2 separate regions of the Homo sapiens genome follow, and region 2 is linked to region 1. Evidence: read pairs that join two places in POLR2A ChIA-PET (ENCODE). Cell type or tissue: GM12878. All regions are shown on one strand.

Region 1 (5,000 bases):
CTGGGAGGCCGAGGCGGGCAGATCACTTGAGGCCAGGAGTTCAAGACCAACCTGGGCAATATAGCGAGACCCCTCTACAAAAAATAAAAAAAATTAGCCAGTCACAGTGGCACATACCTGTGGTCCCAGCTACTGAGGAGGCTGAGGCAGGAGAATCACCTGAACCTGGGAGGCAGAGGTTGCACTGAGCTGAGATCACGCCACTGCACTCCAGCCTGGGTGACAGAGTGAGACTCTGTCTCAAAAAAAAAAAAAAAAAAGAGATTTTATGTTAGTTTTGTCCAAGTTTACCACTCTCCCTTTAAGACTGTAAACTCCAGGCCAAGGACTACATTTTATATATCTTTATAATCCTAAATCTTGGCCTAGGGCCTGAAATAAGAAGTGTTCAAAAATACTTATTATACCCTGATAAGGGCCAGGAGTGGTGACTCATGCCTGTAATCTCAGCATTTTGGGAGGCCACAGTGGAAGGATCACTTGAGCCTACGAGTTTGAGACCAGCCTGGGCAACATAGGGACACCCTGGCTCCACACACACAAAAAAAAAAAATTAAAATATTAGCTGGATGTGGTTGTGAACACCTGTAGTCCCAGCTAGTCAAGAGGTTAGGGTGAGAAGATCGCTTGAGCCCAGGAGGTTAAGGCTGCAGTGAGCAGTGACTGTGCCACTGGACTCCAGCCTAGGTGACAGCGTTGAGACCTTGTCTAAAAAAAAAAAAAAAGCCTGGTACAGTGGCTCATGCCTATAATTCCAGCATTTTAGAAGGCTGAGGCAGGAGGACTGCATGAGGCCAGGAGTTCAGGACCAGCCTGGGCAACCAAGATTCTGTCTTTACCAAAAAAAAAAAACAAAGTAGCCAGGTATGGTGGTGTGAGCCTGTAGTCTCAGCTACTCAGGAGGTGAAGGCAGGAGGATCACAAGATCCAAGGGCTTTCAAGGCTATGGTGAGACATGATTGTACCACTATGCTCCAGCCTGGGAGACAGAGTGAGACACCCAACTCTAAAAACAAAAAATATATATATACCATTTGCTTATAATTCACATGTATTAATTCCATATCCACTGCTAGAGTAACTGCACTGACATGCCTTAAATGATTGCTTTTCTAGGTTTGAGAGTATTGCTACATGCAATTCAAGCAACACCTTTAAGAGCTAAATGCAGCAGTTGCTGAAACCAAGATAACTCCTTTCCTTGAGCCATGATTCTAATACTAGCCCTTAAAATAGAAACAATTCCAGAATTTTTTTAGAACTGTTGTTTTACTAAGTCCTTGATTTTACACTCCTTAAAATAACTATAGATAGATTAAGCCATTCCTAACTTTACAACTGTCTGAAGAAATATGGAAAACTTCCCAAATCCTTTACTATTGCATTAAAAATTTAAATAAACTCAGCAGGAATCATGAAAAAGTTCTAAGTTTCTTGAGATACAGTAAACTCTCAGAAGTTAACTCTGTAATTATGAATCACCTTCATTTTCTTTTTTAGTAATAAGAAACAAAACCGTAACACTATGGCTGAATATCAGTAAACACATGAGTTAGGTAGTAGACCCATTTTATAGAAGAGAAAGAAACTCTGGTATTCCAGCAAACATAAGTTTACCAATTCCTTAAATGATTCAAGAAATAAACTGAGTATCAATTAAAACATGTACCACAATGAAGATATAAAATGATGGTGTATTAGCTCTTCAGTAATTCCTTTCAGTAGTCCTTACTTTCTGTAATGACAAGATACCTGGAAAAAATGTCATGGCCTAATATACAGGCAGCTGAAAAGTAATACTAGATGGTTAGAAGAGGCAGAAGGAGATTATCTTACAGCACCACACCAAAGGCTGAAATACCCCAAGTCTTAGTTCATAGCAGCAACTGGAAAGGCAACACTTTTCAAAAGGCAGGATGAAGAGTAGAGTAAAAAAGATGAACTCTGCAATTAACAGTCTAGTTTTCTGAAAGGATTTTGAGGCCAGAATGTGAAAATCAACACTAACATTACTAATGACAGTTGAGAAATAATTAGTAAATAGGTCTGATCACAAAGTTAAGACTACTGAATCTTCTTAAACATCAGCCTACTTGTTGCCATCTACTGGGGGAAGGGCACAAATGCATTTGGACCTGGGGTGGAAGGGTAGAGAGCAGGGTCAAATTCCCTTGAGACTAAGCTGCTTTCCCTAGGTGGGAAGAAATGAAAATACATGCTTCATATAAAGGAAAAAATATATGAAGCTGGGTGGCTGTTTTACAGAAAAACAGGCACTCTTGTGCTACAGCAGTAAAACAGATAGACTTCACGAATATTTTTATTCTAAAGTCCACAAAATGTTGGACAATACAGCCTTCCTTACTCTACAAACAGGTACAATTCTGAGTCATAAATCTGCATAGCTAGCATCTCTGCTTTCTACATAAGAATCAAATTAATCCAAACTGCAATTAGGAAAGTCTGTAAGAACACACCAGAAATAAAAGCTGCTAAAGAAAGCTAAATATCATAGCTATCAGAACACTGAAAAAAATTGTTTTTAGTTTCTCTTCAGCCACCATACAACCTAACTTCTCATTTTTAAAATCCTGTATACATACTTGTATAAAAGTAATGGTATCTGTTAAAGGATATAAAACTGTGCTAGATAGGAAGAGTATGTTCTCCTGTTCTATTCCACTGCAGGGTGACTATAGTTTAATATACAGTTTCAAATAGCTAGAGGGAAGATATTGAATGTCCCAACACAAAGAAATAATAAGTGTCTGTGATGATGGTATGCTAATTACCCTGGTCTGACTACTATACATTGTATGTATTGACACATTACTAAGTGCCCCATAAATACATACATATTATGTGTCAAAATAAAATTTTAAAAACAATTAAAGGGGTAACAACTCTACTATGCAGAGTGCAAAGCGAATATTTTATTAGAATATTTAATTTGATTAAACTATGTAATATTAATTTGTACTTTTTAAAAGTATTTACATATTTATCCCAGAGTCAGTAATGGCTAGAAAAAAAAAACCAGAAGTATTTAAATATTTAAGCCACAATTCACTTTTGTTTTAAACATAATTTCACTGTATTGAACGCTAAGCAAAAGTTTCCCTATATAAGACTTACAAATTACTGAGGACAACTCACAAAAAATCATGCATTAGGTATCAAAAAGTATTTTGAATTACAAAAAATCTGAACAAACAACAGTTGAATGTGCTGAGACAAAATGACTGATAGCTTCCACTAAAGGAAGACTTCTGTGTCCAACAGAGGACTGGTGTGGGTCATTTAGACAATAAACCAGCTTCTGCTTATTTAACATTTTAAACAACAGGAAAAAACAAGAAGTTTTACCTTCACTACTTCTATCTCCTCCAAAACTTAATACAAAAACTTTTATATGTAGTATCAGAAAGGGAAGCACTGTCATAAAAAATGACATCTAAAAGCACTTTTATTTTTGTTTTCAGTTCATTCATAAATATTTTTGTACACCTTTTTCACATCACCTATTCAGGGATCAACAATCATTCAACATAATCTGTTAAATCTAATTCCGTGATCTCCCATTTAAGAACTTCAATAATCTCAGCCCAATTTCCTGTTATTTCATATATATGGACCCTCTACTCCAGAGAGCCCATTTACCTTAATATTAGATCCTCACCACAATTACACCTTTAAGCTCCCCATTCTTCTATATCTTCCTCCAAACAATCAGGGCCAGTTTAAGCCCCTCTCTCTTCATAGTCTTCCTAAGTAACTTCAACCCAGAACTGAACCTCTCTAAACTTCCAAGTACCCACTGTATAAAACTCGATCTTGTACTTAATAACAAATATGCACAATGTTAGATGTTGTGTGCTGTAGTCGTAAGTTTCAACTCATCTACAACAAAGTACATTTCAAGATAAGGAATCTCCTTTTATAAATCTCTTCTTTTTCAGCACCCTCTAAGAGGGCAGATCTTGTATGGAACCAGATATGCACTCACATTAGCTGCTGATGAGTATTTGTTTTTGTTTTTTGAGACAGAGTCTCACTCTGTGGCCTAGACTGGAGTGCAGTGGCATGACGCACTGCAGCCTCAACTTCCTGGGTTCAAGCAATCCTCCCAAGTAGCTGGGGCTACAGGCATGCACCACCACATCAGGCTAATTTTTTATTTTTAGTAGAGATGATGTCTTGCTGTGTTGCCTAGGTTGGTCCTGAACTCCTGGGCTCAAATCATCCTCCTGCCTCAGCCTCCCTAGGGGTTGGAATTACAGGCATGAGCCACAGCACCTGGCTGAATATTTGTAAATGAAGATGCTTCAACAATTTATTTAGTATAGCCACAAATCATGCCCTAATTCATGTTTCTTAATTTACATTCTAATATCAGATTTTCTAAATGCAGAAAATCTACATTTAGAATTTTACAGAATATTTCTCTATGCTAAATACTATACTCCTATATACAGTTTTAGACAAATAAGCTGTGATGGAATAAGATAAATATCAACTATATGAAACATAACAGAACTTGGAAGACAAGGAATAAGTTTCAGGTCCCTTTTATATTCTGTCAAGCACAATTGTGGCACACAGTAAGCACTTGATAAATATGTATTGATAAATAAATCATCATCTACTAATAAACATCATCTCCAAATGCTAAATTTGGGGTAACCAACTAACTAAAATATTCTAGGGTCTTAACAATTCCTTAAGTAGCTGATTTTAATGAGCCTAATTTTGAAAAATTTATATTCTACACTCAGCTGCCAACCCCTGAAAAATGAAAACAAGCAAGTAAATTATGGCAAACGATGCTAATATTATTTCACAACATCGTTTCTCAATGTGTCACACCAGAACACACTACCACGTACACCTACCATGTACAATGCATTATGTTGGAAGCCTTGTGCTAGACACTGTGAAGATAAAAGAATGAGATCTCTACCTTGAAGAGGCCAAAAACCCAGTTAAGTTAAAATGTAAAC
Region 2 (5,000 bases), 89 kb before region 1:
TCTCAAAATTAATTAATTAATTTTAAAAAATAAAGTCTATGAATGTGTTTCATTTTTCATGGACACTTTCCTACTTGAAACCACAATTAATTAAATTAACACTTAACCAATCTTATATGATGTTACTTTTAAAGCTCCTTCACTTCTTACACCTTTTCAAGTTATTCTTCGCAAATTGGACTTTTCCAGTCCTATATCATTGAGTACTGAAATGTGTAGAAATGGGATATATGTCTGGAAACTGTCAATGAATGTGAAATTCTCAAAAAACTGAACCTAATAATTTCAACTGAGCTTCAGTGATATTCCTGGGGGCGTACACCTCTCACAGGGGCACATAGCAATCAATGGAAGTTGTTTTATGGTTTAAGATTGTGGCTACTGCATTCCATAGCTATCGCTGCCTACCTACCTTTACCATAATTAAAAATCCATCCAAAAATACACCAGAAGAAAAGTTCAGGGAAATACAATTTAACAATTTTAAACTAAATAATACCAATTTTAGTGACAGCAGGTTTATCACTTCTGTGTTGACATAATGTGGAAGGAAAAACAAAATGATAGAAAAATAGTGAAAACAAATGAATCCTCCACTGATTCTAACATGACTTTAAAAGGATTAAACAGTTCATATCAAGTATGGCCTAAGAGCACAACCCCCTAAAAGAAAGAACCAACATGTATGCAACTAGATGGAGGTCTTATAACCATTGGGGTTGGCAACTCTTAAGGACATGGATCTTATACAGCATAATCAAAATTATCATCAATACCAATAAAACATCTGGGATGTTCCTAAAAATAACTTACACTAAACTGAAGATGACAACAAAAAGCCAAAACCATAACCAAAACCTGATTTATCCTCTGATTTATGAGGAGAAACCAACTCCTAGAGCAGTGGATTTTGAATTTAGAATCATTTTATACTCTTAAAAACTACTGAGGTACCACAAAGCACTTTTGTTTATGTGGGTTATATTTATTGATAATTTTAAAATATGTTAATTGAAATACAAAAATTTTAAATATTTGCCAGTTAACTCATTATATATTAATATAAATAATTTTGATTTTAAAAGACCTTATTTTCCAAAACAAGTGGTGCGGTCTCAGCTCACTGCAACCTCTGCCTTCTGGGTTCCAGCGATTCTCCTGCCTCAGCCTCCCAAGTAGCTGGGATTACAGGCACAAGCCAACACACGTGGCTAATTTTTCTGTATTTTTAGTAGAGATGGGTTTCACCATGTTGGCCAGGCTGGTAGTGAACTCCTGACCTCAGGTGATCTGCCCACCTCGGCCTCCCAAAGTGCTGGGATTACAGACATGAGCCACCGCGCCTGGCCCAAACACTGTATTTCCAATCTGAATTTGGTTGCTAATGTAGAACTCATGGATACAGAAAGCTAACTGTATTTATTTTTAAAATCCATGAATAAGTGGACCCAGCACAGTTCAAACTCATATTGTTCAAGAGTCAACTGTATATAGAAAAGATTGGCCTTATTTTGTTCCAAAGAGTATTAAAAAGACATGTCTTGGGAGTAAAGACCTAATTAAATTAACTTTGGTTCAGTAAGGGCATCTTAGATAAAAACTGAATTATATTTATTAGGAGTATGTGGCAGTGAAAAACACAATGATTGCTAGTACCGTTTAGTGCCACTGCTTTGATGCTTAAGATCCCACCAGTTTTACCCATTACAGCTTTTGCACCATCAGTTCAAACATCAATGAAGTAGAAAAGGAAAAATCTTGGTAACTATTATTAGTTTTGACCTTATAGAACTCATTTAAGGGTCTCTCTCAGAAACCAAGAGTCCACAGATCACACTTTGAGAACTGTTATCACAGATCAGGGTTTGGCAGGAAAACGTTCTCTTTCAAGGGAGAGATAGCAATTATTTTGGGCTTTACAGGCATATGGTCTCTACTGCAACTACTCAACTCTAGCACTGTAGCTGGAAAGTATCCATAGAAAGTAAGACTAATACAAACAAATGAACATGACTGTATACCAATAAAACATTATGGACACTGAAATTTGATCTGCATTTAATTTTCACATCACAAAATATTCTCTTTTAAAATGTTTTCAGCCACGTAAAATATAAAACCCATTCTTAAGAGTACACAGGTAGTATAAAAACAAGCAGGAGCGTGGATTTGGCCCTTGGGCAGTAGTTTGCTAATTTCTGATAGGAATGGAAACAGAAGCCTATAGTGCTTTAGGGAGTCACAAGAAGCTAATGTGTTGAAATCAACTGGCCCACAGACAGGTACCGAGTTCTGGAACTGTGAAAACTGATAGAGGGGCCAGATACCCTGGCTCACACCTGTAATCCCAGCACTTTGGGAGGCCAAGATGGGCGGATCACCTGAGGTCAGGAGTTTGAGAACAGCCTGGCCAGCATGGTGAAACGCTGTTTCTACTAAAAATACAAAAATTAGCCGGGCGCGGTGGTGTGCACCTGCAGTCCCAGATACGTGGGAGGCTGAAGCACAAGAATCACTTGAACTCGGGAGGCAGAGGTTGCAGTGAACCAAGTTCACGTCGCTGCACTCCAGCATGAGCGACAAGAGCGAGACTCCGTCTCAAAACAAACAAACAAACAAACAAAAAACTGATAGAGGGGAGAGTAAGAAGTTTTGATAAGATAGAAGAAAATCTTCTGCAGTCTCATGGTGCTCAGAAGCCAACATCTCAACAGAGAGAGTAGGCGTCAAAGACACACAGCTGGTACCTGAACTCCCAAGATAATCTGCCACATTTTGAGACTGCTCAACTATTCAAATCTGAACTCCCAAGATACTTGCCACATTTTGAGACTGCTCAACTATTCAAATCTGAGGAGACATAGATTTGCAAAGTTGTCAATCAAAATTCTAGGAGGGCCACAACAAAGAAAACAGTGACTAGCAAGAGGTGAAATGAGTCATACCAAAATTACCAGAGGTGAAATTAGTCATACCAAAATTACAACTCTGGTTAAAACAAGCTCAAGTCCTGATTAAAGTTAGAGTGATCAGCTCTGGACCCTTTATTTTTGGTAGAGAAAAAAGAAAGCTAGCACTAGCAGAAAATATCATTTTGGGCCACTTTAGTTCTTTTATACAAAACGTCTGTCACATAACCAAACAATTACTAGACTTATAAAGAGGCAGGAATATGGGACTGAGAATTAAGTGGGGGAAAAAAAGACAATAAAAGCAGACCAATACTTCTAGAATGAAAAGACAAATGTTTTATAAAGTATTAAAAATACAAGCAAAGATGGACAAAATTGATTAAGAATATACACATTTTCAACAGATGATTGGCATCTATAAAGAGAATCAAAAAACTATTCAGAACTGAAAAACGTATCTGAAATTAAGAACTCATTGACGGGTTTAACAAAAGATTGAAGACAGCAGAAAAAAGAACTAGTGAATTTAAAAACTGATCAATAGGAAGTTTTCCAACTAGGCAAAGAGAAAAAATTCTGAAAACAAAACCAAAAATAAAACAGAGCCAGAGAGACATGCTGGATGCAGTGTAAAGTTTAAATGTGTATGATCCTGATACTCTCCAAAAGGAAAGGAAGGAGAAAATCTGATGATGAGATAAGAGAAACAATACTAGAAGAAATAATGACCAAGAATTTTCTAAAACTGAAGATATCAACTCACATATTCAAAAGTTCAGTGAAGGGCAAGCACATTAAGGGTCAAGGAAACATCACTTAAACCCTATATAGTCAAGCTATTAAAAAATAAGTGGTTTTTACATTTTTTTTGAGACAGGGTCCCATGCTGGATTGCAGTAGCCCGATCTCGGCTAACTGCAACCTCTGCTTCCTAGGCTTGGCCAGGCATGGTGGCTCACGCCTGTAGTCCCAGCATTTTGAGAGGCCGAGGTGGGGTGGATCAGGAGGTCAGGAAATCGAGACCATCCTGGCTAACACGGTGAAACCCTATCTCTACCAAAAATAAAAAAAAAATTAGCCAGGTGTGGTGGCAGGCACCTGTAGTCCCAGCTACTCGGGAGGTTGACGCAGAAGAATGGCGTGAACCCGGGAGGCGGAGCTTGCAGTGAGCTGAGATCGCGCCACTGCACTCCAACCTGGGCAACAGAGGAGACTCTGTCTCAAAAAAAAAAAACAACAACAACAACAAAAAATAAGTGCAAATAAAGCACATGCCTGTAACCCCAGCAACTTAGAAACTGAAGCGGGAGGATCACTTGAGGCCAAGGGTCTGCGACTAGCCTGCGCAACATGGCGAGATGGCATCTCATTAATTCATTCATAAATTAATAAAGACACATCAAGGATTTCTCAAACACAGAAAGAAATCATTATTAATAGTCTGACACTATGTTAAAAAAAAAAGTTCTTTAGGCTAGAAGGAAACAATCCTTTAAAGAAAAAAGAAACTGCAAGAAGAAACTAAGAGCACTGCAAAGGTTAAGCATGTTGGCAAACATAAAAGAAAACAGATATTCTAAGTAACGTCCTATCAAGTTTATAACACGTATATATAGGTAAAACAAATTAAATACAACAAACATAAAGGAGGGCAGGAGGTAAAAAGTGTTAATAAACTGTTGTAAGGTTCTTGTACTGTTTGAGATATGATAAAGTATTAATTTAAGGTATGCTATAATAAACCAATGAATTTGCATTATACTCTCTAGGGTACCACTAAAAGAAATATACGAAGATACATATAACTAAAAAAAGTTAATATTAGAGAAACAATGAATTTTGGTAAAAATTCAAAAGCTTGATACCATACTACTGTCATTCACACATGACTGGTGGAAACGCAAAATGGTGCAACTCCAAATGGGGGGGAGTTTGCAACACCTACAAAAACATCGTATGCATTTACACCCATTTAAGCAGCAAACCTGCTTCTAGAAATCTATCCAAAAGATAATGCTTGAAAAAATACGAAAGCTACATTTCACTGAAGCCTTGCCAATAGAAAAAAAAACTGAAAACTCAAATGTC

Evidence for each region. Peaks named below come from ENCODE experiments on the same cell type or tissue, not always from the same donor. Only the 100,000 strongest peaks of a DNase experiment are listed, where the experiment ranks them.
Region 2: POLR2A ChIA-PET joins it to region 1 with 9 read pairs; 6 of 35 experiments call an interaction of 5 or more read pairs at or near these places.

The regions. Positions count from the first base shown.
Region 1 is chr2:229,908,848-229,913,847 of GRCh38, forward strand. All of the region lies in intron 1 of TRIP12 (thyroid hormone receptor interactor 12), which reads right to left. Among named protein-coding and RNA genes, the nearest start is that of TRIP12, 11 kb to the right of the region's middle. In GM12878, a CTCF peak has its summit at 2,111 (motif pointing left); a DNase peak (open chromatin) is centred at 2,123; H3K4me3 peaks cover 380 bases; H3K27ac peaks cover 529 bases.
Region 2 is chr2:229,819,541-229,824,540 of GRCh38, forward strand. All of the region lies in intron 8 of TRIP12 (thyroid hormone receptor interactor 12), which reads right to left. Among named protein-coding and RNA genes, the nearest start is that of TRIP12, 100 kb to the right of the region's middle. RefSeq lists a silencer at 2,689-2,889. In GM12878, no CTCF peak of the experiment used is centred here; a DNase peak (open chromatin) is centred at 2,851; H3K4me3 peaks cover 1,192 bases; H3K27ac peaks cover 2,245 bases.